4 separate regions of the Homo sapiens genome follow, and regions 1, 3 and 4 are each linked to region 2. Evidence: chromatin loops called from intact Hi-C (ENCODE). Cell type or tissue: heart right ventricle. All regions are shown on one strand.

The links. Hi-C counts contacts between places; a loop is a spot of excess contacts. Peaks named below come from ENCODE experiments on the same cell type or tissue, not always from the same donor. Only the 100,000 strongest peaks of a DNase experiment are listed, where the experiment ranks them.
Region 1: a loop joins it to region 2, with 2.3 times the contacts of the local background. A loop is called at or near these places in 23 of 110 quality-filtered maps.
Region 3: a loop joins it to region 2, with 10 times the contacts of the local background. A loop is called at or near these places in 79 of 110 quality-filtered maps.
Region 4: it touches region 2 in a loop (13-fold over the local background); 43 of 110 quality-filtered maps call a loop at or near these places.

The regions. Positions count from the first base shown.
Region 1 is chr14:24,731,269-24,739,268 of GRCh38, forward strand. No RefSeq gene overlaps it. Among named protein-coding and RNA genes, the nearest start is that of GZMB, 100 kb to the left of the region's middle. In heart right ventricle, a CTCF peak has its summit at 3,824 (motif pointing right); a DNase peak (open chromatin) is centred at 3,831.
Region 2 is chr14:24,802,628-24,810,627 of GRCh38, forward strand. It overlaps STXBP6 (syntaxin binding protein 6), which reads right to left. Exons shown (of 6, transcript NM_001394410.1): 6 at 6,827-8,000. Among named protein-coding and RNA genes, the nearest start is that of GZMB, 170 kb to the left of the region's middle. In heart right ventricle, CTCF peaks have their summits at 3,779 (motif pointing right) and 3,994; a DNase peak (open chromatin) is centred at 3,774; H3K27ac peaks cover 2,184 bases.
Region 3 is chr14:25,129,293-25,137,292 of GRCh38, forward strand. The region is part of intron 3 of LINC02286 (long intergenic non-protein coding RNA 2286); the gene reads right to left. Among named protein-coding and RNA genes, the nearest start is that of LINC02286, 23 kb to the right of the region's middle. RefSeq lists silencers at 3,571-3,865, 3,767-3,816. In heart right ventricle, CTCF peaks have their summits at 3,717 (motif pointing left) and 3,926; a DNase peak (open chromatin) is centred at 3,679; H3K4me3 peaks cover 653 bases; H3K27me3 peaks cover 1,532 bases.
Region 4 is chr14:25,147,159-25,155,158 of GRCh38, forward strand. The region is part of intron 2 of LINC02286 (long intergenic non-protein coding RNA 2286); the gene reads right to left. Among named protein-coding and RNA genes, the nearest start is that of LINC02286, 5.1 kb to the right of the region's middle. In heart right ventricle, a CTCF peak has its summit at 3,969 (motif pointing left); no DNase peak of the experiment used is centred here.

The DNA.
Region 1 (8,000 bases), 71 kb before region 2:
CAAACAGCATGGTACTAGTACCAAAACAGACATATAGACCAATGGAGCAGAAAAGAGGCCTCAGAAATAACACCACATACCTACAACCATCTGATCTTTAACAAACCTGACAGAAACAAGCAACGGGAAAAGGATCTCCTACTCAGTAAATGGTTCTAAGAAAACTGGCTAGCTATATTGATAACTGAAACTGGACTCCTTCCTTACACCTTATACAAAAATTGGACTCAAGATGGATTAAAGATTTAATGTAAAACCCAAAACCATAAAAATCCTAGAAGAAAACCTAGGCAGTACCATTCAGGACATAGGCATGGGCAAAGACTTCATGACAAAAACACCAAAAGCAATTGCAACAAAAGACAAAATTGACAAATGGGACCTAATTAAACCAAAGAGCTTCTGAACAGCAAAAGAAGCTATCACCGGAGTGAACAGGCAACCTACAGAATGGGAGAAAAGTTTTGTAATCTACCCATCTGACAAAGGTCTAATATCCAGAGTTTACAAAGAACTTAAACATATTTACAAGAAAAAAACAAGCAACTCATCAAAAAGTGGGCAAAGGATATGAACAGACACTTCTCAAGACAAGATATTTACATGGCCAACAAACATATGAAAAAAAGCTCAACGTCACTGATCATCAGAGAAATGAAAATCAACACCACAATGAGATACTATCTCACACCACTCAGAATGGTTATTAAAAAGTCAGGAAACAATAGATGCTGGTGTGGCTGTGGAGAAATAGGAATGCTATTACACTGTTGGGAATGTAAATTAGTTCAATCATTGTGGAAGACAGTGTGGCGATTCTTCAAGGATCTAGAACCAGAAATGCCATTTGACCCAGCAATCCCATTACTAGGTATATACCCAAAGGAATATGAATCATTCTACTATAAAGACAATGCACACATATGTTTACTGCAGCACTATTTACAATAGCAAAAACATGGAACCAGCCCAAATGCCCATCAGTGATAGACTGGATAAAGAAAATGTGGTACATATACACCAGGGAATACTATGCAGCCATAAAAAAGAATGAAATCAGGTCCTTTGCAGGAACATGGATGGATAAAGCTGGAAGCCATCATCTTCAGCAAACTAACACAGAAACAGAAAACTGAACACCACATGTTCTCACTTATAAGTGGGAGTTGAACAGTGAGAACACATGGACACAGAGAGTGGAACAACACATACCAGGGCCTATTGGAGGGTGGGGAGTGAGGGGAGGGAACTTAGAGGATGGGTAAATAGGTGCAGCAGATCACCATGGCACATGTATACCTATGTAACAAACCTACATGTTCTGCACATGTATCCTGTTTTTTCTTTTTTAGAAGAAATAAAGAAAAAAATCTTATGGAGAAGCTCAAAAATAAGCTTTTATTGTTTTCCTGTGAATACTAGCAGTGGTAAAAAGCATTACTCCAAAATTACAAAGAGGAGCTGTCCTGGTTAATAACTCTGAGTGCCCACAAAGCCCCAAACAAGTTTATGAAACTTTGAGACCAATACAAATGTATACTACAGGCCTCATATTTTGCTGCAGTCTGGTTCTAATTTTCCCTGTTGGGGTCAGGGTTTTGAGACACTACAATGCCACTTTTTAATGATGGTAAATTTTTAGCATTGCCTTCACATTTGGGGGTAGCATCCATTTTGATCCTCTTCCTTATCTTCTCCTTCTCCTTTGCCTTTTGCATTATGATTCTGCCTTCCTTTCTCACCCTTAGGAAGTAGACTTTCAGATCCACTCCAGTGATTAGTTGATGATTGGCGGGGCCTATCCCTTTGAGGATTATTTTGTCTTCTTTTCCATCAAATCCCCTTAGGCTCCAAATCATAGGCCTAGGGACAATATTCTCACTCCCTGTTCTTTATCCTCTCTAAACATCTCTGGCATCTAGCTTTGCACAAAAACTAATACAAAATCAGCACAATCACATTGCAAAACCTTTTGGCAGCACCTGTGCAAGCTGATTGTATGCACATACTATGTCCTGTGATCCAGCAATTACACCACTTGGCAAATACCTAACAAAAAAGGGTATATATGCATGCAAAACAAATGTGTATAGATGCTCATACCAGCACAATTCAGAACAGTAGCTAGAATAGTAACTGGAGTCAACTCATCATAAGAATCGATTAAAAATTGTGGTACATTTATTAATATAGCAATGAGAATAAATTGCAACTAACAACATGAATTTCCCTCACAAAATAATGTTGAGCAAAAGAAACTTGACACAGAAGAGTATATATTCATGTATGTGTATGTGTGTATATTATAAAAATAGGCAAAATTCATCTACGGCATAGAAGTTAGGATAGCAGGGATGGGGCTGTGGCGAATGACAGGAAGGAGACACAACGAGGTCTTCTGGGTGCTGGAATGATCTGTTTCTTGATCTGAGTTCTGGTTAGGTAGTTGTGTTCACTTTGTGTACCTTTCCATTTGCATGTTATATTGCAATGAAATTTTACTTTAAAAGAAAAAAATCACACATTGAAAATCACTCTGAGACACATTCATCTTTTTCGAAAACATACAGCCATTTCTGTACAAAATACAGCCACATAGCAAGCTCAATTCTACCACTGAACAAGCTACTTTTGATTATCATCTTAGCAGTCTTGATTATTAGTGTCAGTGGTAAAGCTTTGTACCTAGCTAAGAGCTTTTCTAGGAGAAGTAAGCATGATACCTGCAGAAATTTTCCAAATGTTTGAGAGCCTAGTATGAGTTCAGGTATTGTGTCAGTCGCCATGGTGAGAACAATGAGTCTCTGGCCTCAGAGGCCTCCTTGGCTATTTCTTTGTTTTTATTATACTTTAAGTTTTAGGGTACATGTACACAACATGCAGGTTTGTTACATATATATTACATGTGCCATGTTGGTGTGCTGCACCCATTAACTCGTCATTTAACATTAGGTATATCTCCTAATGCTATCCCTCCCCTATTTCTTGACTGTCTCACTCCCCTGCCTTTCTCCCCCCGGGCCCCATTCACATACTCTGCTGAGTCTACCATGTTGTGCCATCTCCCTCTCTTTTCTCCTGTGAATACATCAACTTTCTGTTTGTGAGACCATCCTGTAATGCAGTTGGAGGGCAATGGGGCAAGAAGGCAACTGAGAATTGGATTTCAGATATCGCTAATCATGTACCTATGTATGCCACCTCCTAGATACCATCTCCACCCCCACTCTGCTGTTCATCGCTGTTGCTAACCTGTTACCTGAAAACCTAGGCCACGATATGACCAGTTAACACACCAAAGTAATTTGAAGAATTATATGCAAGTAACAAGAAACATTTAGCGATCATCCAGAAGTGCTTACTAGTAAAGTAAGAATATGTCAGAAACATGCCTGTTGTTTAGGTACTGAGATAGACATTCTGACTCTATGGTTCAAAACCTGGGGTCCCTGGATCTCTGTGTAGGAACCAGGTCCTTAAGTTATGTGCAATATGTTAAAAAGTCACAGAAATTGCACACTTACCAACAATATTTTACAGGCTAGGTAAAGTATGAATTTTTATGTTGAACTAGAAATACATAACCTTTGTGTAGTAAGCTTGGTTACTGCATGTTGGTCACAAGTTCTGATTGGCAGTTTTCTATGACTTTAATAGATGCAAACTGGTAGACTAATAAATACGTAATAGACAGAGTTTTTCTGAAAGAAAAATTTCAAAATGTGACGTCTCTGGAGTTAATAAAATAATAAAACGGCTTTTCGGTAGTGAACAATGTGGCAAGTACTGATGTAGTTTCAGACATCTTGCCCTTCTACAGGACCAGCAGAGGGCGCTAGAATTAAATTATTCCCTTGATCCATTCTTGCTTCAAGGACTCAAGAAAAAAAAAGGTGGTGATGATTACAACGAGGCAGAGTCATGTGAAGATGCAAGAGTGACAACATACTGGGCTGGCAAGTCCATTTCATGTAATAACTTCTAAGGAATAGGAGGGGTAGCATGCAACGAGGAACAGTTTTTTTTGATGGCAGTTTTGTTTTTATTACAGTCAATAATTGCTCACAATTGTTTAGAACTAGGGCCTCCCTACTGTGCGTTCATTCAGGACATAGCTGAAAGAATAAGCCCACCTCTGACCCCCTGAAGTGTCATTTCATCAAAAGAGGCAGGTGTGAGTGTGTTGAAACAGTGACGTCTTGGCATTGCTGGGCTTGATTCCTCCTCCTCTTTCCATTGTTCCTCCAAGGATGACCCTGGAGGAATTATTTCTGGCACTAATAAGTAGGAAGGTGAGGTTCTCTTTGATGGGGGTTACAAATCTCCACTTTTTTCTCACCCAGCAGGTATTAGGAAGATGCACCCTGCCGTGCTATCCTGAAGAAAACCTCTGCCCCAGGAACAAACAGTCAGGACAGTCTGGACTCTATTATTTCATTTCTTCCACACAACTAATTGTTTGTTTCTAGAGAAACTGAACATGTGTCATCTTGTTTCACTGCTTTTGGTAACTACACATTTCAGTGATTACTATTCTACAGAGTCACACAGAGTTTCTTTAAGGCACATAACCTACTTAATTATAAGGATTCTTGTATTCATCACTTCTTCACATCTTCAATGGTCCTACTGTTTTCAACTTACTTGCTCAACCTGGATACTAGGCTTCCAAATTAATTTTATTTATTTGAACATGTTTTTATTTTATTCTTTAATTGACATATAATGATTGTACATATTCATGTGGTATGTAGGGATGTTTTGAGACACATAGTGTATAGTGATCAGATTGGGGCAAATAGCATATCTATCATCTCAAATACCTATTATTTCTCTGTGTTGGGAACATTCCTCTAGCTATTTAAGACTATATATTATTATTAAGTATAGTTATGCTACAGTGGTAGAGAATACTGGAACTTATTCTATCTATCTAGCTGTAACTTTATATGTAATTTTATATCCTTTAACACATCTCTCCCTGTCGCTCCCTTACCCCATCCTTCCCAGGCTCCACTATCCTCTGTTTAACTTTTTGTTTCTATAAGATCTACTTTTTTTAGCTTCCACATAAGAATGAGAACATGTAGTGTTTAAATTTCTGTTTCTGGCTTATTTCACTTAACATAATGCCCTCCAGTTCCATCCATGTTGCCTCAAATGAAAGGATTTCTTTCTTTTTTTATGGCTGAATCATATCCCATTGTGTATACAGACTACATTTAAAAAGGCATTCATCTGTTGTTGGACATCTAAACTGACTTTATATCTTGGCTATTGTCAATAGAGCTGCAATAAACATGAGGATACAGATGTCTCTTCAAATATACAGATTTCCTTTTTTAATTAGTCCATTTTCACTCTGCTGAAAAAGACATATCCAAGGCTGGGCAACTTATAAAAGAAAGAAGTTTATTGGACTCACAGTTCTACATGACTGGGGAGGCCTCACAATCATGGTGGAAGGTGAAAGGCATTTCTTACGTGGTGGTGGCAAGAGGGAAGAGCTTGTGCAGGGAAACTTTTGTTTTTAAAACCATCAGCTCTTGTAAGACCCATTCACATTATACAGCACATAAAAGACTTGCCCCCATGATTTAATTACCTCTCACCAGGTCCCTCCAACAACACATGGGAATTCAAGATGAGATTTGCGTGAGGACACAGCCAAACCATATCATTCCACCCATGGCCCCTCCCAAATCTCATGTCCTCACATTTCAAAACCAATCATGCCTTCCCAACAGTCCCCCAAAGTCTCAACTCATTTCAGCATTACATCAAAAATTCATAGTCCAAAGTCTCATCCAAGACAAGGCAAGTCCCTTCCTTCTATGAACCTGTAAAATCAAAAGCAAGTTAGTTACTTCCTAGATACAATGGGGGTACAGGTATTGGGTAAATAAAGCCATTGGGTAAATACAGCTACTCCAAATGGGAGAAATTGGCCAAAACAAAGGGGCTACAGGCACCGTGCAAGTCCAAAACCCAGCTGGGCAGTCAAATCTTAAAGCTCCAAAACGATCTCCTTTGACTCCATGTCTCACAGCCAGGTCATGCTCATGCAAGAGGTGGGTTCCCATGGTCTTGGGAAGCTCTATCCCTGTGCCTCTGCAGGGTACAGCCTCCCTCCTGGTTTCTTTCATGGGCTGGCATTGAGTGTCTGTGGCTTTTCCAGGCACACAGTGCAAGCTGTCTGTGGATCTACCATTCTGGGGTCTGGAGGATAGTGACCCTCTTCTCACAGCTCAACTAGGCGATGCCCCAGTAGGGACTCTGTGTGAGGGCTCTAACCCCACATTTCCCTTCTGCACAGCCCTAGCAGAGGTTCTTTATGAGATCCCTGCCCTAGCAGTAATCTTCTGCCTGGGCATCCAGGCGTTTGCATACATCTGAAATCTAGGGAGAGGTTCCCAAACCCCAGTTCTTGACTTCTGTGCACTTGTAAGCTCAACACCACCTGGAAGCTGCCAAGGCTTGGGGCTTGAATCCTCTGAAGCTATGGCCTGGGCTCTATATTGGCCCCTTTCAGCCATGGCTGGAAAAGGTGGGATGCAGGGCACCAAGTCCCTAGGCTGCACACAGCATGGGGACCTGGGGCCCAGCCTATGAACCCACTTTTTCCTCCTAGGTCTCCAGGCATGCGATGGGAGGGGCTGCCATGAAGAACTCTGACCTGCCTGGGAGATGTTTTCCCCATTGTCTTGGAGATTAACATTCGGCTCTTCATTACTTATGCAAATTTCTGCAGCCAGATTGAATTTCTCCTCAGAAAATGGGATTTTCTTTTCTATCATATTGCCAGGATGTGAATTTTCTGAACTTTTATGCTCTGCTTATAACTGAGTGTGTTTAACAGCACCCAAGCCACCTCTTGAATGGTTTGCCGCTTAGAAGTTTCTTCTGCAAGATACCCTAAATCATCTTTCTCAAGTTCAAAGTTCCACAAATCTCTAGGGCAGGGGCAAGATGCCACCAGTCTCTTTGCTAAAACATAACAAGAGTCACCTTTGCTCCAGTTCCCAACAAGTTCCTCATCCTGGACCACCTCAGCCTGGACCTTATTGTTTATATAACTATCAGCATTTTTGTCAAAGCCATTCAACAAGTCTCTAGGAAGTTCCAAACTTTCCCACATTTTCCTATCTTCTTCTGAGCCCTCCAAATTGTTCCAACCTCTGCCTGGTACCCAGTTCCAAAGTCGCTTCCACATTTTTGGGTATCTTTTCAGCAATGCCCCACTCTATTGGTACCAGTTTACTATATTAGTCCCTTTTCACGCTGCTGATAAAGACATACCTAAGAGTGGGCAATTTACAAAAGAAAGAAGTTTATTGGACTCACAATTCCACGTGGCTGGGGAGGCCTCACAATCATGGCAAAAGGTGGAAGGCATTTCTTAGATGGCGGTGGAACGAGAGAAGAGCTTGTGCAGGGAAACTCCCATTTTTAAAACCATCAGATCTCGTGAGACTTATTCACTATCACGAGAACAACACGAAAAAGATGCCTCCATGATTCAATTACCTCCCACCTGGTCCCTCCCACAATGCTGGGAATTCAAGATGAGATTTCGGTGGGGACGCAGCCAAACCGTATCACTTTCCTTTGGATAAATGCCCAGTAGTAGGATTGCTGGATCATATAACAGTTCTATTTGTAGGACCCTCCATACTATACTTTATAATGGCTGTACTAGTTTATATTTCCACCAATAGTACATGAGTTCCACTTTATCCACATCCTCTCTAGCATTAGCTATTCTTTGTCTTTGTGATAATAGTCATCCTAACTGAGGTTAGATGATACCTCATTGGGGTTTTGATTTACATTTCCCTGAGGATTAGTAATGCTGAGCAGTTTTTCATATATTTGGTGGCCTTTTGTATGTCTTCTTTGGGGAAATGTCTGTTCAGATAATTTGCTCATTTTTAAATTGGATTGTTCATTTTCTATTGAGATGTTTGAGTTCCTTGTATATTCTGGATATAGCCAAAGCA
Region 2 (8,000 bases):
TACCTTTTACAAAATTTGCATTTCTCTATGAGTGAGGCTGAATATCGTTTCATATGTTTAGTTACTTGGGTTTTTTTTTTTTTTTTTTCTGTAACTCCCATTTGTGCCCCTTCTGCATGGGGGCTTTAGCATAGGGCAGGTTTTTTCATTTAGAAAGAATCTATTATGTGCCTGATAAACCTTAGCAGCCTGGTGAACAAAATGGACATGGTTCCTGGCCTCTCAGAGCTGAATGTATCACGGGCAAGACAATAAAGAAGTAGACAAATGTACAAACACACATTTCCTTAGGTTCTGTGGAAAGAAAGAAGGGCAGGTCATGAGAAGGGAAAGCCATGAGGTCTACTTTAGATGTGGTGGTCAGGGGAAGCCTTTCTGAGGAGACATTTAAGTGGAGACGTGATAGTCCAGAAATGATCAGCCGTGTGAAGAGTCAGGGAAAGAGTCTTCCTCACACAGTCACAGCTGTGTGAAGGTTTTCAGGTGTGAAAGTCTCGCATGTTTGGAGAACTGAAAGATGGCCAGGCCAGGTAAGGCCTAGTGGGTAATGGGATGGTGTTTGTTTACGGTCCTGATTGAACTCAGGGGCGTGTGAGGGGCATGGATATCTCTCTCTAGGCCTAAGCAAACCTGAGAACTATAATTTAAGGCTTTTTTTTTTCTAAAGAAAACCCCACGATAAAAAATTAGGCGAGCTGGGCGCTGTGGATCATGCCTGTAATCCCAGCACTTTAGGAGGCCAAGGAGGGCAGATCACTTGAGGCCAGGAGTTTGAGACCAGCCTGGCCATCATGATGAAACCCTGTCTCTACTAAAAATACAAAAATAAGCTGGGCGTGGCAGCGGGTGCCTGTAATCCCAGCTACTAGGGAGACTGAGGCAGGATAATCGCTTGAACCCGGGAAGCAGAGGTTGCAGTGAGCTGAGATTGCGCCGTTGCACTCCAGCCTGGGTAAAAGAGTAAGACTCTGTCTCAAATAAATAAATAAATAAATAAATAAATAAATCAATCAATCAATGAATGAAAATTTAGGCCAACGTCTCTTGTGGGTTTGCTTATGGAATTAAGGTCTGTGGGAAGCGCTAGAAGCCGTCATCTGTTGACAGACTGTTGGATGGGTTTGAATGGCTTCCAAAGTAGATTCAGCACTTTCTCCTCCTTCCCCTTTCCTGCCGCTCATGCTTTGTAAGGATAATGTTCGTTAGAGCTCCCATCTACCCCTCATGTGGAAACCTCAGCCTCTTTCTGCCTTCCTTCCCCTCATCCCACCTCAGCAGAGAGGAATTGAACAAAGAGAGAAGCAGGACAGGGAACTGCAGGAAGCCTGGCTGGGGCGGGGGGCCACTGGTTCGCACTCCTTCCACCTGTGGTGTCCACATCCAGCAGATTGGGCGGGTGGTAGGTGCACAAGGGCAACCTTACGTAGGGAGGGTGGCTCAGCCACCATGGAGGGTCATGGGGGAGCCAGAGGGCAGAAACATGAAGTAGACGGCTTAGACCAGCTCAGCATTAGACTGAGGGGAGACAGTTACGCCTTCTTCCCGTCCTTCCTTCTGCTGTTTCCACAGGGAAAGTGAGGCCAGGCTGGGCAACCCCACAGGGCAGCAGAGAGCTGGCAGCTGGGTCTTCCCTAGTCAGGATGACAGTGCTGCTCTCAGGGAGTGGTGTTGAGGTGAGCCGAGTTTTACCTGAAAGGATGGCCTTGGATCGCATCTTTCCATGCGTATCCTGTCTCCCTGGGATAACTGAGTCACCATTACTTCCACTTTTACCCAGTGAATTCCCAAAACTTTGGCCATTGCTGTGGCCCCTCTATGTGACTCTTACATTAGGTGACCAGATGTAAGGACCTGAGTGTGCCTCACTTCAGTCCCCATGCTGGGGGAGAGGATGTCCACTCTCCCTGGCTGCTTTCTAAAATTTTGTTGTTTTTGATAACTGTTCCCAAGTGGGTAGAGATCAGTTTCTCCAACAGTATGTCAGACTCTGAAGAGTTGTCAGTGGCCCTGGGGTGGACTGTGTACAGGCTGACAGTCTGGCACCACACTCTCCCTCAACCCCTGGAATGCTCTGAATCTCCCCCTCCCCGGGGTGGTCTCCAGTCCAGCTGTCTCTTTCCCCGAGCAGGTTGGAACTGTCTTCTACTATTGCCTTTGTTCTACTTCCCATGCTGGCAAATAGAGTCCAAGTGTCATGAGGTTTTTTCCTTTGAGGGGGAGAAGGAAGTTATGATACCATCTAGTACTTCAGGGATGAGCTTGTAGGGGAAGGGGTGGTGGTAGATAAGGGAATCCTCTAAATGTTGAGTGGGACCAGTGAAAGATGCAGGTTTTAGTGAGTAATACACACCTCCTCAGCACTTTGGACTTCCCAGAGCTCTTTCACATTCCACAACCCACTTCACTCACCAGGCCTCTGAGGCAGGCAGGGTGGGGACGATTTTCCTGTGCAACACAAAGATCCAAATACAGATTAAACTGTATCATTTGCTTAAGAACACAAAGCTAGTGACAAAGCCAGGAGGCTCTCTGCTAGAAAGGATCCTAGCTAATTTACTTTTACAAAAAGAAATTTGCAAACTGGCTGCAATGGCTCATGCCTATAATCCCAGCACTTTGGGATGGGAAGCAGGAGGATCACTTGAGGCCAGGCAGGAGCGTAATGCACAGTGCAATATATAGAGGAGTAGAGTTTGAGATTTTGGTTGGGGCAGCTCCACTGTTATAAGTAGCATGATCCCCCTTGCTTGGACTGTCCTTTACAAATGACCTAATAATAATGTTGGTCATTAATAGCATCATGGCAAATATGGGAGAACATGGTATGCTGACAACATAGTATTTCTGAGACCTTCCTTTTAGCTGAACGCCTCAAGATGCTTCCAGAAAAGGTACGTTATTACAAATTTACACATTAGTGAGATGTTAGTTACTTCCTTTTTTCTCTTAGAGCTATTTTCATTCTAGACCCAGGTTCAGTTTGTGGAGTAAATGGTTCTCTTTAAATTACTGTCAACTTAAGTCATTTGGGAGTGGCTTATTTTTGAGAAAGGCCTTCCCAGCATCTTTGGAATCACACCAATATATCTGTATAACAACCTTAAACATTGTTTTTCAAGGGGAGTATGAATTATTGTCCAAAGGACATGTCACATCATCTCCCAGATCATAAAACCATTCATTTCCATCCCCATAGTTGATGACAGACATGGAGGCCAATTTGTCTCACTTCTCTCTTTTGCGAATTTAGCCTTTTTGGAATTTTTTCCAGAAAGTGCCCAACACTGGGCGCCTGTAGTCCAGGAGTCTCTCCTTTATCCCAGAGCTGGTATCTATGGAATGTCAAGGGGTCTTCATCCCTGGGCCATAAAAATGAGTGCATCTCGGTACAATAATGTCTGCCCCGTGTGCCCTGTGCTTACGTGAATTTAAGGAGGGTTTGTCTGTTCTACCAGCCAGCAGCACAGTGCGGCAGGCATCCAGGCCTGTAAAGTTTACTGCTTTGTTCTGGGTCCGTTACAGGGAAGTAGCCCACTGCCAAGCTGACATACATGGAGCCCTTATGTGGCAGGCACGGGGCTAAAGGTTTTACATTCATTATTTCATCAGTCCTTACAATGATCACCCCCATTTGAAAGAAAACAGGCACAGAGAGAGTCAGTAACGTTCTCAAGGCCTCACACGTGGTAAAATTGGAGCTGGATTTCACAGCAGGGCAGGTGAACCTAGGTCTTCATCCTAAATACAATGCAATGCTGCCTCCAGGAAATCACCGCAAGGGGGCTCCCTGTCCTCGTCCATGCCTGTTAAAAGGAGCTGTGTTTTATTTTTCCACTCCAGGAGGTGCCAGGTAGGGCACAATTCATACATTCTTATTTTCCTTCTGTTCAAATGCCAAGGCTCCTTCAGTATTGGAAAGTTTCGGACCAATGTAAATGTGTTTGCCAGTATTAGTCACTGTATCTCCAGGTCTAAAAACACAAAACATCCCCTGAAAGAAGCCACTGTACTATGAATAAAATGACATGTTTAATAGTAGAAACCGGATTTACCTTCCTGGGGCAGTAAAACAAAGGAATTGTTTTAAGGAAAGCTAACAGAACGCTTGAGGCTTCAATCACTAAGGATGCAGTGTTACAATTAAGGGATTTTCTTCAGATACTATGGATCATCCAAGCCATGTTTTAAATCGCAGGGTTAAGCTCAGAGAACCCAAGGGCTCATTTTTCTTCTTTCCATGTCATCTGACAAAGTGGCAAAGCAATTGTGATACAATGTTGTGGGACAAAGGCTCCATATCTAAGGTTGACAAGTGACACCTGGGACTTGCAGGGCTAGAAATTCCTGTCCAGCTCTTGACACATATAAGTCTGGATGTGTGATGAGGCCGGGAGCCATAGAAACAGGCATCCTTGGGTTGGCTGAGTATGCAAAAGACAGGAAAATAATGTACAAAAATATCTTCACTTTTTCTGAGAAAATCAGTAGCATTTAAAACGTCTAACAGACAAAATGTGAGAGCAATAATAATACACATCGGCAAACAACTCAGCATCACGTAGGTCTGTCCATTAGTCCCTGTGTGCTGAAGGAGGCAAGGCAGCTTTGCCTCATCGAACTATGTCCATCAGTGGCCAGTGAGATGGACCACGGGAGCAGACACTGTTATGCCCAGGGTCATGACTTATGAGCAGAAAGAAGAAAATGTAGCAGAAAACTTTAGGGGAGGGAGAGAGATGGGAAGTGAAAGTACAACTCTGGAAATCCTGATGAGGATTCCAGATGAGGCTCAAGGGAGAATTCCAGATGAGGCTCAAGGGAGAATTCCAGATGAGGCTCAAGGAAGGTTCCAGATGAGGCTCAAGGAAGGTTCCAGATGAGGCTCAAGGGAGAAAATAAAATGGGGGTTAAGGCAGGTTACACTATAGTAGTAATAGAGCTTAAATGCACATTATATTTAATTTTCTTGACAGCTTTTTTTTTTGAGACAAGATCTTGCTCTGTCACCCAGGCTGGAGTGTAGTGGCACAATCACGGCTCACTGCAGCCTCAACATCCCAGGCTCAAGTGATCCTCCCACCTCAGCCTCCTCAGTAGCTGGGACTACAGGTGTGCACCACCAGGCTTGGCTATTTTTTGTAGAGATGGGGTTTCACCATGTTGCCCAAGCTGGTCTCGAACTCTTGGACTCAAGTGTTCTGTCCACCTCAGCCTCTCAAAGTGCTGGGATTACGTGCATGAGCCTGGCCCTCGACAGCTTTAATTTGCTGGTTTAAAATCTAGTAAATATCTGGGGAAGCCAGGTGCCCGGTCATCCCAGACCTGCTGGAATTTTTTTTTTTTCTTTAGAAAACACAACATGACCAAGGACATCAAAATGGCAAGTTTGGGAGTAAATGTATATTTCTAAAAACTCCCCAATTGGTTGTGGCAGGCAGCCAGGGTGGAGGAACTGCTCTAAGAAGCCACTGTAAACCAACACTTTATTTATGGGTAATGCCTTAGGGAGAGCTAAAGCAGGATTTAAGAAGGGCCAGGAAGCAAGGAGAAGGACATGGACAGGAGAAAGAAGACTGTTCAAAAGGTTGGGGCGAAGGTATAAATGAAGGCAAATTTAGCATCAGCTTGGCTTGGTTACACAAAACCATTTTAGATGTATTTTCTAGATTTTAAGAAAGCAAACCACAAGAAAACCCGTCCTTTGCACCATCTTGTTAAAGAGGACTGTTAGTTAGCGCATTCACATTTAGAGAACATGAGACTTGCCTTGTGGGTGGGATGTGTCCTTTTTCCATGTCTCTTACATCTTTGCTTATCTTCATGCTCTGATAATGGTCCACCTGTGGCACTGCCACAATTTCACTGGCACTAGGAAGTACTGTCCCCTGCCCACCCATGCCAAGATAGGCAGGAAGTTGGCATAAAGTGACTCAGGGGGCTATGCAGGAGCAGCGCACAGCTCTCTTCTCCATGCCTGCCGAGCGTGCTTATGTGAACATGCATACGTACATCCGGCTACCACACAAGTTAGCCTATGAAAGGCACACAGAATGGGTGGCAACAGAAAACAATACTCAGACATTTGCATCTTGAAATTTATTTCGGGTGTTTTCCACCATGCCTCCCCTTCTGTTCCCCCACATCTGCCCCAATCTGCTTGTTTAGGCAGATGATTATGATAAGTCAATCGTTTTTCCTAAGCATGTTCTCATTGATGCAGGAGAAAGGCACCACTGCTTTTTTATATTAATCCTCCCATAAAATTTGAGAGTTGGTTGTGGTATAATCGCTAATAAAAATTACATTAAAAAAGGATAATCTCTGCAGGGCAATCAGCTTATAATTTAGTTCACAAGAGCAAGTGCCTTTAAATGCATAATTCACTTAAGGCTGGGTCCTCATCTACCCAAACATATCTCTGCTCGTTCTCCTCTGACAAGTGAAGACTGCAGGTCTCTCCTTTCCACCTGCCCTCCTCCCAGGAAATATCTCCAAGTCCCCCTTGCTTTACCGAGCATCCATGCCAACCCAGAGACAGCTGTTCTGCTGCAGTAGTCACCCAAATCACTTCCCTTGAAAACAAATGGGGCGGTGCAATATGTTGCATTTGCTTTTCCATAAAAATAAATTGACACAATACAAGCAGGTCTTCTTTCCCATTTAACAGGGCAAGAAACTAGTCTGCTGAATGAGGGCACATGCAATAAAATGAACTCAAATGGAGTACATCACTGATATCAGCAGAAAGGTAATTATTAATCAGCTTAATTGCTTCACCCAGGAGAAGGAAAAAAAAAACTTGCTGAATAGATGCCCATTGTCTAAATTAAGGTTAGCTCTTTAGTCTTTATTACATTCCAAGCTTTTCCATTAGAACATATGTAATGACATTTTATCATCATGCTAATACTAGTTCTGAGGTTTCCCCTTAGGCACATAAGATTTTCCTATTAGCATAAAAAATGTGGTGACATGTACTTATTTGGTAGTGTTTTATAGAGTTCATAAATAACTGCAAGAAACAAATTTCATCACAGAGTTAAAATATTTAATGACAAAATTAGGGTTTGTTGTAATAGTGAATCAATAGAGCAGGTGTTACTTATCTCTGAATTAAACAAAAATTATATTTGACATCTCAGAGAACTTCTGAAGAATAACTGTATGACAGACATCAGTAGTGTCACAATTTCTAAAATTAAGAGCTAAACCTATCTTTAATGCCCCTTATTTAGAGCATCCTGTAAATAATTTTAAATAGATGCACAACCTTTGCTAGCCACAAAAGTAGTATTAAAACAGTTTTCACTGTAACTTAAGTCTAACACGTAATCTGAACTTCTTCAGAGCTTGAAAAAAGGTAACTACTGATCATGTTACATTTTACAAATACATTCTTTAATATGAAACATTAACCTGAATAACTGCATACTTTCTGTACACAGGTATCTAATAATACTAGTGAGAAATACTACAGCTATATTCCAGGAAGAAGTGGTAATACTGGAAAGTTTCTTTCCTTTTTGAGTTGTCTATACAATAAGTCCTTCACAGAAATATAGTATCCCAAAATTCATAGAGAAGTGCAGAAATGAAACAAATGAAATGTCTTCTGACAAGCTCAACCAAACTGGTCCCAAATCATGACAGTTATTTTGTCTAAGACCGTATTAATACTTTGCACTGCAGCACCTTCTACAAGAGGACAGCAAAGAACTTCACATGTGTTATCACTGGGCTCCTCTGCAAGAGGCTGGGAGGTAAAGGAGGGGCAGGGATTGCTGTTACGGCCCTCTCTGTTGTGGGGAGGCCTAGGTAGGACTTTGACACTGAGAGGTCAAAGGTATGAACGCAGCCTGGAAACTAATCATTAGAGGGGGCTAATAAAGATTCGGATGGGCTTTCTTCTAATTCAGGCTATTTCCAATGAAACTTAGGTCTAAAAGGATAAGCAGAGAGTGAGGAAAGAGGGCAAGACATGGAATACTTATATTTATCAA
Region 3 (8,000 bases), 330 kb after region 2:
TGGAACTGGGTAAGGAGAGAATTTCACACACATCACACACACTCATATACACATATTAATACATATACACACATGCACAAATATACACTTACACATACACACAGACTTACATACTCACAAATAGACACACACATACACACACCAGCATTTATGTATCCTAGGGTAAAGACTTTTTACCAGAGACAAAGCTACTAACTTCCATGGTAGAAGAATATATAAGGCTGGGTGCCATGGCTCATGCCTGTAATCCGAGCACTTTGGGAGGCCAAGGTGGGAGAATTGCTTGAGTTCTGGAGTTAGAGACCAGCCTGGACAATATAGGGAGACCCTATCTCTACAAAAAATTTTTAAAAATTAGCCAAGTGTGGTGGCACCACCTGTAGTTCCAGTTACTTGAGAAACTGAGATTGGAGAATTGCTTGAGTCCAGGAGGTACAGGTAAGACCGTGTTGGCTGTGATTGTGCCACTGCAATCCAGCCTGGCCAACAGAGCAAGACTCTCTCTCTCTCTCTTTTTCTCTCATTGTGGAATGATTATTAAATGATGATTACTCTATATAGTACTATATATATATAGTCATATATATATATTCATATATATATAGTCATATATATATATACACACACACACACATATATATAAAGTCAGAAAACTCCACAGACATTAGACCTCATAAGGCAAGTCACTCTGTGCTTACACATCCCAAATGTTTTGTTCTTCGGAGCCTTTTTAAGAATGGAAGGAAAATAAAAAATGCAAGAACTTTTTATGATTATTTATTGTGCCACTGCTAATTTGAAGCCTGCCACTCATAACAAGGGGAATGATGATTACTATATATATAGAAATATATAGTAATATATTCTATATATATGAAATATATAGTAATATATTCTATATATATGAAATATATAGAATATATTCTATATATAGTAATCTTATTCTATATATAGTAATATATAATAAGATTACTATATATAGAAATATACAGTAATATTTTTATATATATTTTAATATCTAGTAATATATATTACTATATATGTTATATGTAAAACAATATATACTATATATAGACATAGTAACATATATTACTATATATACTATATATAGACATGTCTATATATAGTATATATTGTTTTATATATACTATATTATGTATGCTATATAATATAATAAAATATATAATATGCTATAATATATAACATTATATAATATATATCTCAAAGGATGGTTAAGCTTTCAAAAGGCAGGGATAAAATAAGGGGCAATTTAGGAAAATAGGAATATATAGTATATTATGTATAAACAATATATACGATATATTATCGTATATATTATGTACGATATATTATCGTATATATTAAATACTATATATTATTGTATATAATATATACTATATATAAATGTATATGATGATATCTATATTACTATATATTTCTATGTATATAGTACTATATGTATAGTAATCATCATTCCCCATGTTATGAGTGGCAGGCTTCAAATTAGCAGCGGTACAATAAATGATCATAAAAGGCTCTTGCATTTTTTATTTTCTTCCATTCTTAAAAAGGCTCCAAAGAACAAAACATTTGGCATGTGTAAACACACAGTGACTTGCCTTATGAGGTCTAATGTCTGTGGAGTTCTCTGATTACCATCAAGAAAAGCAGAAGGAAAAACATTGGTTCAGGATCATTTCTACTTATCCTTTTCTTTCCAGGTAAAAGAAATCTTTACCTGGGTCTAGACCAGCAAAAGCTCTTTGAAGCAGGAGATACACATCACTGGGTACGGCTGGTTCTCAAACATGCACTTGATTTTATTCACAAGTCTTACAAATCATCACATGCCCAAAGAAACACCTAGGTGAACTAAAGTTCTGATTTTATACACTCACTGCCACCTGTCACTCACAGCCTGCAAGTCTCTGTGCCAATGTCAGAAGCTGGAAATATATTATGATGGTTAAGATCAGTGCTCCTTATCAGTCATTTTCTAGTGGATTGTAAGTTGCTCATGTGGCAAAGTTAACCTCTTAGGAAGAAGGGGTAGATGGAGAACAATAGAAGAGGTGGAACTAAGTTCTGGGGTACTCCAGCATCAAGAGATTGAGGAGAGGGAACTGGGATCAGTTGGATGTCAGGAAAGCAAAGCAAGAGTGTCATCATGGGAACCAAGAGAAGAGAGAGTGATCAGCTCTATGAAATGACACCCCCATTTTTACATCCCCCAATTCCCCATTTATCTTTCTCAGCTGCAAACATGGATGATTTTCTTCTATGCCGTGAGGTCACTGAACGTATAAGTAGAAATTCCTAGCTCTCAGAACCATTTGGGACTTTTGCAACCTATACAAAACTTCAGTATCCTCCTTTTTTTCCTATTTTATATTTTCTCTTTTGAATTTAATCCTCATGCGATTAGAGTACGCTAAAAGGGACCAAGCTTAGATTAGCAGAAGAATTTTACTAAAGGTTCAAGTATGCGTTTGGCAATGAAATTCCATCCAGTATGTATTTACTAAATGCTTACTAAGTATAAGATGCTATTCTCAATGCTGTAGAAAAAAAATTAAAATTCTATGTTCACTGAAGTCAACATCTCAAATGTTGGCAATGTAGGAATGAAATTATCTTAAAAGAGATAATGCATAATTTGCTGTGGAAGTACAAAGGAGGAAGAGATCACATTCAGCGGGAGGGATTATAAAAAACCTGGAGGAGGATTTAGTGTGTGGGTGGACCTCAAAGGGTTGTTAAGCTTTCAAAAGGCAGGGATAAAATAAGGGGCAATTTAGGAAAATAGGAACAACATGAGCAAAGGCACAGAGATGGGAAACTATAGCTTGTTTTTGGAGAAATGGTCATAGTTAAATTTAGCTGAAGCATAAAGATATGTATGTAAAAAAGAAGTGAGTAAGACTGAAGAAGTGATGGCATATGTCAGAGAGTCCTGGGTAGAGAGGCAGTGAGGCAGGGAGGTGGGGAGGCCACATGGTGAACTGCAAAGAGCATGTGCTTCCCAGCCAGAGATGGGTTAGAAATCAAGGATCTCCCCAAAATATTAGTTCTGCAATAGGATTGTCAAATCATGTCTCCAATCTATAATTTTTCTAATACAAAAGACACGTGTATGCTTACCTTAAAAAAAATCCCACGGCCAAACCAAACCAAACTATGATGTTCATAATGATGGCTGTGAGACTTTTTTGTTAAAGCTTTTTGTTAACAAAAAGTTAAATTGTGTTCAGTGTATCTTGTCTAAGAAGTCAGGAAAGTGAATAGGAGGCTGGGGCTGGGTAAGGGCACCTAGGAGTCACTGAGGATAGCTTTCCTGAGAGAGGTTGGTGTAGGTTGTACAGGAAAGAGGGCTGTAATAAGAACTTTTGTGTTTTGAAGGTTTAAAATCCAACTATACACCCCATTCTGAGGGAGGGAAGAGAGAAAAGGATTCTGGATCTGAGAAGTGGTGAATGTTGGAAGAGTCCTGAACGGCATCCCTCGGGGGTGGGCAGCATTTGGGGAAGCTGGCGTATGCGGCACGAGAGTGCAAGGAAGGAAGAGCTGCAACCACGTGGCTGAGCTCAGCCCTGGGAGATGGGGCCGTCCTTCCTCTGGGAGCCACGGAAATTTCTACCTGGGTCTAGGCGGGCAGAGGCTCTGCAGCAGCGGACACGCATGACTGGGTAGAGCCAGTCTTCAACAGTGCCACCGTGTGGCAGAGAGGAGCAGTGACAGTTATAACTCCGTAGAATTATATGCGGGTTCTCCCAGCCCAGCCTTGAAAACTAAGCAGCTCTCTCTTCCTGGAGTGTGAGGGCTTCAGCATCCAGGGACAAAGCCCAGTGTGTACATGGAGAAGGCTTAAAGAAGCCGATACCGTGCCTCTTGATAATAGGGAATATGAAAACTTGATAAATTAATTGAAAAGTGAAGAGAAGTGGCGAATTCAAATTTGTACGGCAGTTCTAAGTGATAATTAGAATAAAATCATTAGACAAAAAGGAAAAATATATCTAGTTCTAAAGCGTTAGCTTTTATCTTGCTAGAAAACTCAGCTGTCTAGAAACTCACATTCCTAAGCGTCTGGATTGAGATTTTCTTTTGGTTTTCATTCATCAGGGAATGAAGTGAAAGGATTGAATTTTCACGTTACACTTAACTCAGGCTTGATAAGAGTCTGGAGGAGACAGTCTCTAATAATCCTATAATCCTAGATGTCCTGTCTATACCTTTTAACATCTCTGCATTTACTCCTTGAGTTTCTTGTGGTTGAGGAAGGATTTTGAAAGGGAGATGATGAGAAAAACATCACTCATATTAGTTACTGACTGAATTACATCCATTTCTGGTCAGTCGTCATTAGGTAAAGCTCTAAATTTCAATCAGGATCTTGGCTAATTGTACTTTGGATTTGATAAGGAGTCATTGAAAAGTGAGCAATGAATAAGATTAAAGCTAGGCATTTCTTCTTTTTAAACTAATGTATCATTCATTATTGGTTTAGTGCTCATCAGGTTTTGGTAAATAAATAAAAATCTTAGATTTGGAAAGTTCTACAGTGGTCATTTAGTTCAACCTTTTATTCCCAGGCAGGAGACCTTTTCTGCAAAATACCTGACTTTTTGTGACAGAAGATCAATCAATTCAGGATCTGCTAAAACACACCTAGGGATGTAAAACTCACCACTTTGTGAAGCAGAACATTCACCTAATATTCAGAGTGTAGCCTGGGGGTAGCAACGGGGCATCCCTGGAGAGTTAGTAGGAAATGCTCGATCTGAGTCCCTATCCCAGACTTGCTGAATCTGAATCTTCCCTTGACAGGATTCCTGGGTACTGGGTACTCATATATACGTAATGTTTGAAAAGCACTGGCTAATTCTATCGTTAGATGGTTTCAAATGTTAAATGGTTTCAAACTGACATCTTACTAAAACCTAATGTTCTGGTGTGGTCTATGAACCCATCCCCACAGCCTCGGCTGTTAGCCCAGCTTCTGGCCATTCCTGCAGTTATAAAGCTTTGGCCGCCACTGCCATTGTGGCCACCTCATCTCCTTACACTCAGTAGTTTCTGACTTTCCTGGGTGTGACGGCTGGGCTTTGGCACAGCCTTGGTCACATTTTCTGTGGTAGGAGCTGTGGCAACTCCAGGGCTTGGGCCAGATCAGATCCTGCTGCACCACTGAGGCTCTGGTTCTCTCAGTGCCCCTTGAAGGGGTAGGAGAAGGTTACTAAGAAGTTTAGGGGTATTTCACTTTGGGAGGCTGAGGAGGGCGGATCGCTTGAGATAGGGAGTTTGAGACCAGCCTGGCCAGCATGGTGAAACCCTATCTTTACTAAAAATTCAAAAATTAGCTGGGCATGGTGGCACATACCTGGAGTCCCAGCTACTGGGGAGGCTGAGACAGGAGAATCCCTTGAGCCCAGGAGGCGGAGGTTGCAGTGAGCTGAGATCATACCACTGCACTCCAGCCTGGGTGACAGAGTGAGACTCTGTCTCAAAACAAAACAAAACAAAAAGAAGTGTAGGGATATTTGTGCCATGTGGAGAGTGAAGAGTCAGGAAGTATCCGGGAAATAAATGACTAGCTCCTCTTCTTCCTGCTGACTGCTGCATAGTGCAGTGCCTGCCCTGCTTCTGCAGAGACGTGTGACCAGCGGTGTTTCTTGGGAAGCTGTGTACAGCCTGATAACATACTATTTTTTTCTTGCTCTCCCTCCTTCCTTGCCATGCATGTCTTTTTTTTTTTTTTTTACCTTTTGCCCCCAGAGAAAGCAGTAATGCCTAAGCTTTGCCTTAGAGTCTGTTTTCTAAGGAACCTAGACTAAGACATCTGCCCTGTATATGTTTCACTCACTGCTTCTAATTCTGCCATCTGTCTGGCTTTGGAATGGTCAACATCTTTCATATACTTTCTTCCTTCAAATTCTACAATGCAGCTACCAGGCCTTCTCTTTTCTTGGTCAAACACCCTCAGCTTCTTTTAATGATTCCTCAAAATGCAGTTTTAGTCTCTCACCTCTTGCCTCAGTTTAATATGTCATTGTCTTAAATTGTGGCTCCTTGACTGCTCCGTTGGGTTTGGTCAGTGCAGGGCTGAGTTCATGATGGGAGGATGGGCTTCTCATTTCCTTTATTGTGGGTATCATACTATTAATACAATAAATACAGCTATCCTGACCTGGACCTATTCTTGTGGGAATGCTGGCTATTTGGGTTGTGGTGACCTGACCGGTTAAAAATGAGCTTAGGGAAATTAGATTGAGAGTGAGCAAGGTTTAGCCTTCTGTGTCAGCTTCCGAGGAAGGCCAGGGTCCTCCATTGGCCCTGGAGTTCTTTAGGATGTCTGCTTTTTCTTAAAGATAAATTTGTGTTGACTCCCAAGGCAGAGGTGGTGAGATGAGGTGTTCACGTTACTTCCCAGGAGCTTTGCCCTCCTTGGGGTTAGAGTCTTCATTTTCTATTGCCTAGACAAACCCAGAGCCAGAGGATTCCTTAAAAACATTCAAGATTGTACCACATTCACAAGAATGTGAATCTCGGAGGATGACCTAATAGCCATATGAACTGTTCTAAAGTCTAGAACATCTTGTTATTCTGGATCCCCCCCCCTTTTTTTTTTTTTTAAAAAAAAAAGACTCTATCCCCTACCAAGTTTTAGAAACTTTTATGCTGTATGAATCGGCATTAGCTGAGTGCTTATAGGGAGCAAGCACTGTACCAACTTCATGGGAAGCACAGATAAAGGTAAGAGATAATGCCTCCAGGGTCTTGTGAAGGCAAGACATATATTACAAAAGATACCTAATATGAGGAGCCTATGACCACTGAATGAGTTCAGAGGAGGGGAGGACCCTATGGCATGGACAAGTTAGAGAGGCGCTATGGAAACTTCAGTGAAGAGACCTTTAGATTTATGGTATGACTCTTTCCTTTAGCCCTCCCAGCAGAAAGTTACAGACTGGAAACTATGTTGGTATTTCCCTTATACCTAAAGGCAAAGGACATGTCATGTTCTTGATATTTACAGAACACTATGAAAACATATGGTGCAGTACCTTATCGGGGCAGAGAAATGACTACATTTTTGCTTTTAGTTAAAAACACTGGGTTGAATCAGGGATTCCCAGGCAAGATGGCCAAATAGGAACAGCTCCGGTCTGCAGCTCCCAGTGAGACTGATGAAGAAGGAGGGTGATTTCTGCATTTCCAACTGAGGTACCAGGTTCATCTCACTGGGACTAGATTGACACTGGGTGCAGCCCACGAAGGGCAAGCAGAAGCAGGGTGGGGTGTTGCCTCACCCGGGAAGTGCAAGGGGTCAGGGAACTCCTTCCCCTAGCCAAGGAAAGCCATGAGGGACTGTGCCATGAGGAACAGTGCATTCTGGCCCAGATACTATGCTTTTCCCACAGTCTTCGTAACCCACACACCAGTAGGTTTCCTCGGGTGCCTGTGCCACCAGGGACCTGGGTTTCAAGCACAAACTGGGCTGCCTTTTGGGCAGACACTAATCTAGCTGCAGGAGTTTTTTTTCATATCCCAGTGATGCGTGGAATGCCAGCAAGACAGAACCATTCACTCCCCTGGAAAGGGAACTGAAGCCAGGGAGCCAAGTGGTCTTGCTCAGTGGATCACACCCACACAGAGTCCAGCAAGCTAAGATCCACTGGCTTGAAATTCTTGCTGCCAGCACAGCAGTCTAGAGTTGACCTGGGATGCTGGAGCTTGGTGGGGGGAGGGGCCCCCGCCATTGCTGAGGTTTGAGTAGGCAGTATTCCCCTCACAGTTTAAACAAAGCCGCCTGGAAATTTGGACAGGGCGGAGCACACCACAGCACCACAAAGCCGCTGTAGCCAGACTGCCACTCTAGATTCCACCTCTCTGGGCAGGACATCTCTGAAAGAAAGGCAGCAGCCCCAGTCAGGGGCTTATAGATAAAACTCCCATCTCCCTGGGGACAGAGCACTTGGGGGAAGGGGTGGCTGTGGGTG
Region 4 (8,000 bases), 340 kb after region 2:
AGGGAAAGCCTAAGTTGGGAAAATAGAAGTGTGGTTTGTGAAGTCTCAGTTCCAGAAACATAAGGCAGAGAGAAGAGTAGCTTTGGAATTGGTAGATAATAATTTGTACATACACACACATGCACATCCAGCAAGGAAAAAATATGCATAGCTACTATAATCCTCATTTCCGTAACAACTCGAGGTCATAGTTTATATTATTCTTCTAGAAGTATTTTATGTAAAATAAACATATTTATATAGGTATAAAATTAAAATTACACACACATATATATAAGTATATATATATATATATAAAACCAAACAATCATTTTGAGATGACTGTAGATTTACCCACAGTTCTAAGAAATAATATAGAGAAATCCCATATACCCTTACTTACTTTCCTCCAATGCTAATATCTTACAGAACTTTAGTACAGTATTACAACTAAGATATTGACATTGATACAGTCAAGATGAAGAGAATTTTCATCACAAAGATTCTTGTAGCATTCTTTTATAGTATTCTTCCTTCTTTCTCACCCATTCCCAACCTCATTCTTAGCCTCGGGAAATCACCAACCTGTTCTCCATTTCTATTATTTTGTCATTTCAAGAATGTTATATAAATGGGCTCATACAGTACCTAACCTTTTGGGATTGGCTTTTTGGGCTCACCATAATTCTCCGGACATTCATTCTAGTTGTTGTGTGTATCAATAGTTCACTCCTTTTACTTGCTGAGCAGTATTGCATGTATGGATATACCAGATTTTGTATAACTGTTCACTCATGGAAGGACATCAGGGCTGTACGCAGTTTTAGGCTATTACAAATAAAGTAGCTAAAAACATCCATGTATAGGTTTTTTTATGGATGGAAGTTTTTTACCACCCCCTTCCCGCCCCCCGCAACTAAAAGCTGGTCTATTTTGGGTTCTCCATTCTGTTCTTGGGTTGGATGACAGTTGCATATTTAGTTTTATAGGAAGCTGCCAAAATAATCTCCAGAGTGTCTGTAGCATTTTATATTCCCACCAGCAATGTATGAGTGATCCAGTTTCTACACATTTTTGTCTGTATTTGGTGTTGTCACAATTTTTTATTTTAGCCATTCTAATAGGTGTGTAATGATATCTCATTGTAGTTTTAATTTACATTTCCCTGCCAGTTAATGATGTGAAATGTCTTATAATGTACTTATTTGCCACCTGTATATCCTCTTCACTAGTATGTCTGTTTATGTCTTTTGCTCATTTTCTAATTGGGTTTTTCCTTGTTAAGTTTTTAGAATAGTTTATGTATTATAGATACTAGTCCTTTGCCAGATACATTTTTGCAAATATTTTCTCTTAATCTGAAGCTTGTCTCTTCATCCTTTCAACAGAACCTTTTACAGAGCAAAAGTGTGAATTTTTTTTTTTTTTTTTTTTTTTTGAGATGGAGTCTCACTCTGTCGCCCAGGTTGGAGTGCAGTGGCGTGACCTCGGCTCACTGCAAGCTCTGCCTCCTGGGTTCACACCATTCTCCTGCCTCAGCCTCCAGAGTAGTTGGGACTATAGGCATCCACCACCATGCCCGGCTAATTTTTTGTAAAAAGTATGAAATTTTGATGAAATTCAATTTATCAATCTTTTCTTTTATGGCATGATTTTGGTGTCAAATCTAAAAATTCTTTAGTCTTAGATTCTGAAGAGTTTCTCTTATTACTTTTTTCTAAAAGTTTTATAGTTTTAAAATTTCACTTAAATCTTTAATCCTTTTTTTTTGGGTGGGGGGGACAGGGCCTTGCCCTGTCATCCAGGCTGGGGTGCAGCCTTGACTTCCTACACTCAAGCCATCCTCCCACCTCAGCCTCCTGAGTAGCTGGTACCACAGGCACATGCCATAATGCCTGGCTAATCTTTTGTACTTTTCTTTAGAGATGAGGTTTCACCATGTTGCTCAGGCTAATACTTTTTGAGTTAATTTTAATTTGATGTTGAAGCTTAGGGCCACGTTCATCTTTTTGGCTTACGGATGTCCAATTGTTTCAGCACCATTGTTGAAAAGTTATCGTTCCTCCATTGAATTGTTTTTGCACCTTTGTGAAAAAGTAACTGCACATATTTGTATGGGTCTATTTTGGGTTCTCCATTCTGCTCCATCAATGTATGTGTCTATTTTATCACCATGTAGCCTTGATTACTGTAGCTATATAATTTGAAATCAAGTAGAGTAATTCTTCTTGCTTTATTCTTTATCAAAATGGTTGTAGCTATTCTAGTTCCTTTGCCTTTCCATATACATTTTACCATAATCTTGTCTACATCTACAAATTCTCTTGCTGGAATTTTGATAGAAATTACATTTGACCTGTATATTGAGAAGGCTGTGAGTTAGGTTAGCAATTTGCAGAATCAATTTCCCTGTAACCATCTCCATTGTTTATTTGCATATATTAATATTCATTGACACACAAGCCAGTGTGTGCCTGTGTGTGCATGCATGTGTGTATGTAAAGAAAAAAGGGGGAGGGAGGAACTTCTTCCTTCTCCTGATTTGGTGTCATATGAGGTATAAGCAGCTCAGTGAGGGTTTGGGGCACAGGTGAAAAATCTACCAAATAAAATCTTTAGATACAACCATTAAGATGTGACCAATTTGGTTGAGGTATTTTGATGCAGGCCATTTAAAACACAGTATCACTGTTGTATTGCCAACTTATATTAGTAACGAATATCCCTGTGTCATTTCTAACCCCCATTCAAATCATGGAGGATTTTCATATTCAGTTGTGTTTATTTTTGTATTGGCCCACATTTTTGTCCTATGTATAAAGTTTAAAATTAATTTTTAAAAAATTTGAATAGGCAATGGATATATTCAAAATTTAAAAAATGTAATACATCATATAATACAATCACAAAAACATCAAAACAATATATGAAGAAGCAAACCTTATATTCTTATAGCCACACTATCCATATCCATTTAATTCTACCCCGCCCCCAACAGGTAACCACTTTTTAATTTGTTTATCATTCCAGGGAATAACCCGCATATATGTTTACATATACACTTAGAGTATTTACTTCAAAACACTATCATTAAAAATGTAAATAAATTTTGACTTTTTATTACTTTGTCTGACAGTAAATATGGTCTATGATCTCAGTTTGTTCCATTTTTAAAAAACACAATTTGTAATAATGTATCTTGAGAGTGAATACCCTCATTTGTAAAATTTTTGTTAAAACTTAAATCTTGGCAAGTTTTCCCCTCACTTTCTTACCTTTTATGTAACAATATTGTTAGATAAATCTGTTTAATTTTAAGGCCTGAAGATTCTTTATAAATCATGTAATCTTACTCAAGACATTTTGAGATCAGGAGAAGAGAAGGAGTGTGTTCAGGACCACAGGGTCAATTTGTGGCAGAGCTGGGAGTGGAACAGAGGCCCAGTCCAGAGCTGCCCTCTGCCCACACTCCTGAATACACCCATTGCTGTGAGATGACTCAGATTTATTGTTACCATGGCTGAAATCCATTGGAAAAATGTTTCTGCCATTCATCTCAATCCTCTGCTAGTCATGTGGTTTATCCTTTATAAATGAGGATTTCTTCTTTTTTGTTGACAGTTTCATGATTTTAGTTGTTTCTGCTCTCTTAACATTTGCCCAGTTCAATGATTAATCCTCTGATCTGAGCCCACTTAGACTGGAGTAATATCTTGCCAATGAGAATGAGCAAGTGAATAATTGAAATTTTTATTAAGGATGAAATTTCTTTACTATGTTATATTTATTATATATATGATAGTTTCAACTTTCTGAGTCTCTCTTGTCAAATGCATTCTTTCTCATTATCTCCTTTATAAAATGTTTAATTTAAATGGTCAGTCTTCTGTTCTTATGCAGGAGAATGTCAGCCTGATCCTCAACCAATTAATACCACGTTTCAAGTTGGGTTTGACTTCTACTAACGTAGTAGTCTGACCCCTAGTGGTTATAAGAAACATCTGCACGGCTTGTAAGCAAATTTTGACTGAATTTTCTGAAAAGTGAATATCGGACAATGAATTTCTCCTTGAAAATAAATAAAATAAAAATAAGAGAAGAATTTTGAGTCCATAGAAAAAATAATAGGGAAGTTCAGGTAAAATCATGTTTCTATAAAAATAATTTCAAATCGGTATTTTTACTGATTTTTTAGTATTATGTGATCAGGCTGCACTTATGTAACACATTTATGGTGAACATAACACACTTATGTTCCAGGAATTCATTCTATGTTATTTATTGGAAACAAAGCTTGTTTGCCCCCAAAATTAATGTTTTGTCATTGTCCCAGCATGCCCTTTCTAGTCTGCGTAGAATTGGGATCAAACTTAGAGCTGGATGACATTTTTGTGGTCTGAAGATCAGAGAGCCAGAAAGGACTGGCCACAAAGTGAAGTCACAAAGTGAAATTATCAGTAAATCTAAGCAAACTCTGTCTTTCATGAGGCCCTGAGGTCTAGGAGGGCCTGAGTCACATCAGGAGAGTACAGCCTGCCCTTGATTCTTGGGAGCTGGGAGGCAAAGTCGTGCTGCAGGGGAGAAGGAGGAGGGTCTCAAGAGTGCAGATCCAGAAAGGAACAAACTGTAACAACTATAAATGCAGTATGTGCTTACTGTAAAAATGTCCAAACAGAAGGATATGAAGTAAAAGGTAAAAATTCCTCCTTTTTTTCCAGCCTGAGTTCCGCCAAAACCATAGCCTAGAACTATGTACTTAGACATGCAACCACCAGACATTTTTTTGTGTGCATGCATGTGCGCACGCGCACACACACACACACACACACACACACGCACTGTCTTATTTCACATGGGTTCATGTTATACATATTGTTCTATAAATTGATTTCTTCACTTAATAAAATATCTTGGACATCTTTTCAAGTCAGTATATTCTTATTGTCTGCCTATCTACTGTTCTGATACAAGAATGTGGGCTAATTTATTAACTATCCTTAAGTAATTTACATGTAGATGTTTTTAAAAATTTTCTGCTATATAACCAGTGTTTTAATAAACATCCTAGGGCTTGTAACTACAGACTTATACAAGTATATGTGTGTGTATATATATATATATGGAGTAAATGCCATTAAAATGAAATTTTAGGTCAAAGCTTATGCATAATTACAATCTTGACAGTTAATAAAAGCATATTTTTGAAATTGATATTGTCCCATCTCCCTTTCTTCACTTATTCCTTGTTCCTGGTGCCCCTTCCCAGGCCCTGATGGCTTTATATTTCTCTTTCCCTTAGTCAACCCTGCCCTTTGTCCTTTATGCACATCTAACCTTTTCTTTTGTGAAAAGAATGAAGTCTTCCCCTGTGAATTTCCTCCACTCCCTTTGCTCTGTGTAGATGTGCTGACACTTTTTTCTCTCCCTCTCTCTTTATGCCTCTCAGACAGCTGAGGAAGAAGCACCCTTCTAGCCTCCACCTGTTCACTTTTGCCACATCCCTTCTTATACTTTCTGAGCCCTTCTCCCATCAGGTATCCCTTAATGCTTCTTTAATCTCTCCTTTTTTACTTCTTGTTTCTACCTGGTTATAAAATGGTATCCTCTATCCTTTAAGCCATGTTTTCCATAGGCTGTCTTCTAAACACTATTTTAGGAGGTACTCAGTGGAAAAAATAATCATTTCGTCAAATAAATTTGAGTCATTCATATACTGTTAACTTCCTTTTGAATATTTAGAACTCACAGTAGCTTGTTAAAGGTGCTGAGAAGTTCTGCAGTAATGAAAAGACATCTGCTTACCTTTGCTTACTCTGTATATCCCTAAATTATTTTACCATAAAACCTACCCTTTCCCTTTTTAATCTTCTGTAATGTTTTTTAATATCTATAGATACCTTTTGGGAAATTTTTCTTGTCTCTGCAACTCTAAATTCTAAAGCTAAGGTTTTTTAACTCTGCCAAATTCCAAAGCTAAGGTTTTTTCTTCTATTTTTTAAATTAAAAAAATTTTTAAATGGGTAGATAATCATACATATTTATGGGGTACGTAGTGATATGACAATACAAACAATGTGTAATGATAAGATTGGAGTAATTAGCATATCCATCATTTCAAATATTTATCATTTCTTTGTGTTAGGAGCATTCAATATCCTCCTTGTAGCTATTTGAACCTTTATATTGTTATTAACTATAGTTACCTACAGTGCTATAGAATTTTAGAACTTAGTCCTCCTATCTAGGTATAATTTCGTATCCTTTAACAAATCTCTCCCTACCTCCCATCCCTTTTCCCCTACACTTCTTAGCCTCTAGTATCCTCTGTTCTACTTTTTACCTCTATGATGTTAACTTTTTTTAGCTTCCACATATGAATGAGAACATGTGGTGTTTAACTTTTTGTTCCTGGCTTATTTCACTTAACATAATGTCCTCCAGTTCCATCCATCAAATGTCATATATATACATGATATGGTTTGGCCATGTTCCCATTCAAATCTCAATTTTAATTGTATCACCCGGAATTCTCACGTGTTTTGGGAGGGACCCAGGGTGAGGTACTGAATCATGGGGGCTGGTCTTTCCTGTGCTGTTCTTGTGATGGTGAATAAGTCTCATGAAATCTGATAGGTTTATCAGGGGTTTCCACTTTTGCTTCCTCCTTATTCTCTCTTGCCGCGCCGCCATGTAAGAAGTGCCTTTTGCCTCCTGCGGTGATTCTGAGGCCTCCCCAGCCATGTGGAACTGTAAGTCCAATTCAACCTCTTTTTCTAATGGCTGATAGTATTCCATTGTGTGTATATACCACATCTTCTTTATCCAGCCATCTGTTGTTAGATCCTAGGTTGATTCCCTATCTTGTCTATTGTGAATAGTTCTGTAATAAAAATGAGAGTGAAGAGGTCTCTTTGTTACACTGATATTCTTTCCTTTGGATAAATGCCCCAGTAGTGGGATTGCTGGATTATGTGGTAGCCCTATTTGTAGTTTTCTGAGGAACCACGTACTGTCTTTTGTAGTAGCTTTGCTAGTATAAGTCCTACTAAACACATGTAAGTTTTCCGTTTCTCTGCATCCTTGCCAGCATTCATTAGTTTTTATTTTTTGATAATAGGGGCTGAGATCATACCTCGTTGTGGTTTTGATTTGCATTTCTCTGTTGATTAGTGATGTTGAACATTTTTTTCATATACTTGTTGGCCATTTGTGTGTCTTTTAAGTTTTTTAAGGTCTAGAGTATAAAATTTATCTCTGCACTTTAAAAAAATACTGCTTATTCTTAGACAACCCATTGCAACATGGTCTCTACCCTGACCATTCTACTGTAGTCCGCTGAACCTATTTGATTCTGGGTTCCCGGTTGCTAAATTGGGGCCTTTCTCTCAGTCCTCCTGTTGAATTTCTTGCTAAGGAAACAAATGTTTTTTGTTACCAGAGTTTTTGATTTAATTGCAAAAAAAATTAGTAATTGATACACATAGGTCTTGAAACTTCTTCCCTTTCCTCGCTTCTGAACCCAGGAACTCTCCAAGAGCACCAGTTCATTTTGAAATTCTCTTCTTACGGCAGACAGGGATTCAGGCAGTCCAGGAAAGTCTGCTAGTTGAGAGAAACTTGAGCAGTTCCTCTCAACTAGCAGAGTTCCTCTAAACTTATAAAGAAATTGCCACTACTTCTCCTGTGTGCCCTTTTTTCACACAGGAGTAGTGGCAATTTCTTTGTAAGTTGAGCATTGTCTAAATAGTTCTAAAAAGAAGATGCGGAACTCACATACCAGTTCAAGAATCTTTCATCTGACGAGAAGGTAAAGCTGAAAATCCAGACACTGTGTGGAGTAATGGCAGTGGGTAATTACCCAAATATTTATATTTTCAACATTTAAAAATTTTTTTCTACAGCTATTGTTGGGAGAAACAGCTGAGTCATTTGTTCATGTTGACTAGGTTTTATTTGTAGAATAACTTACATTATTTTCGAGTTGGCATGTTGTCATCATTTCCTATTCTGTTTCCAGGGTC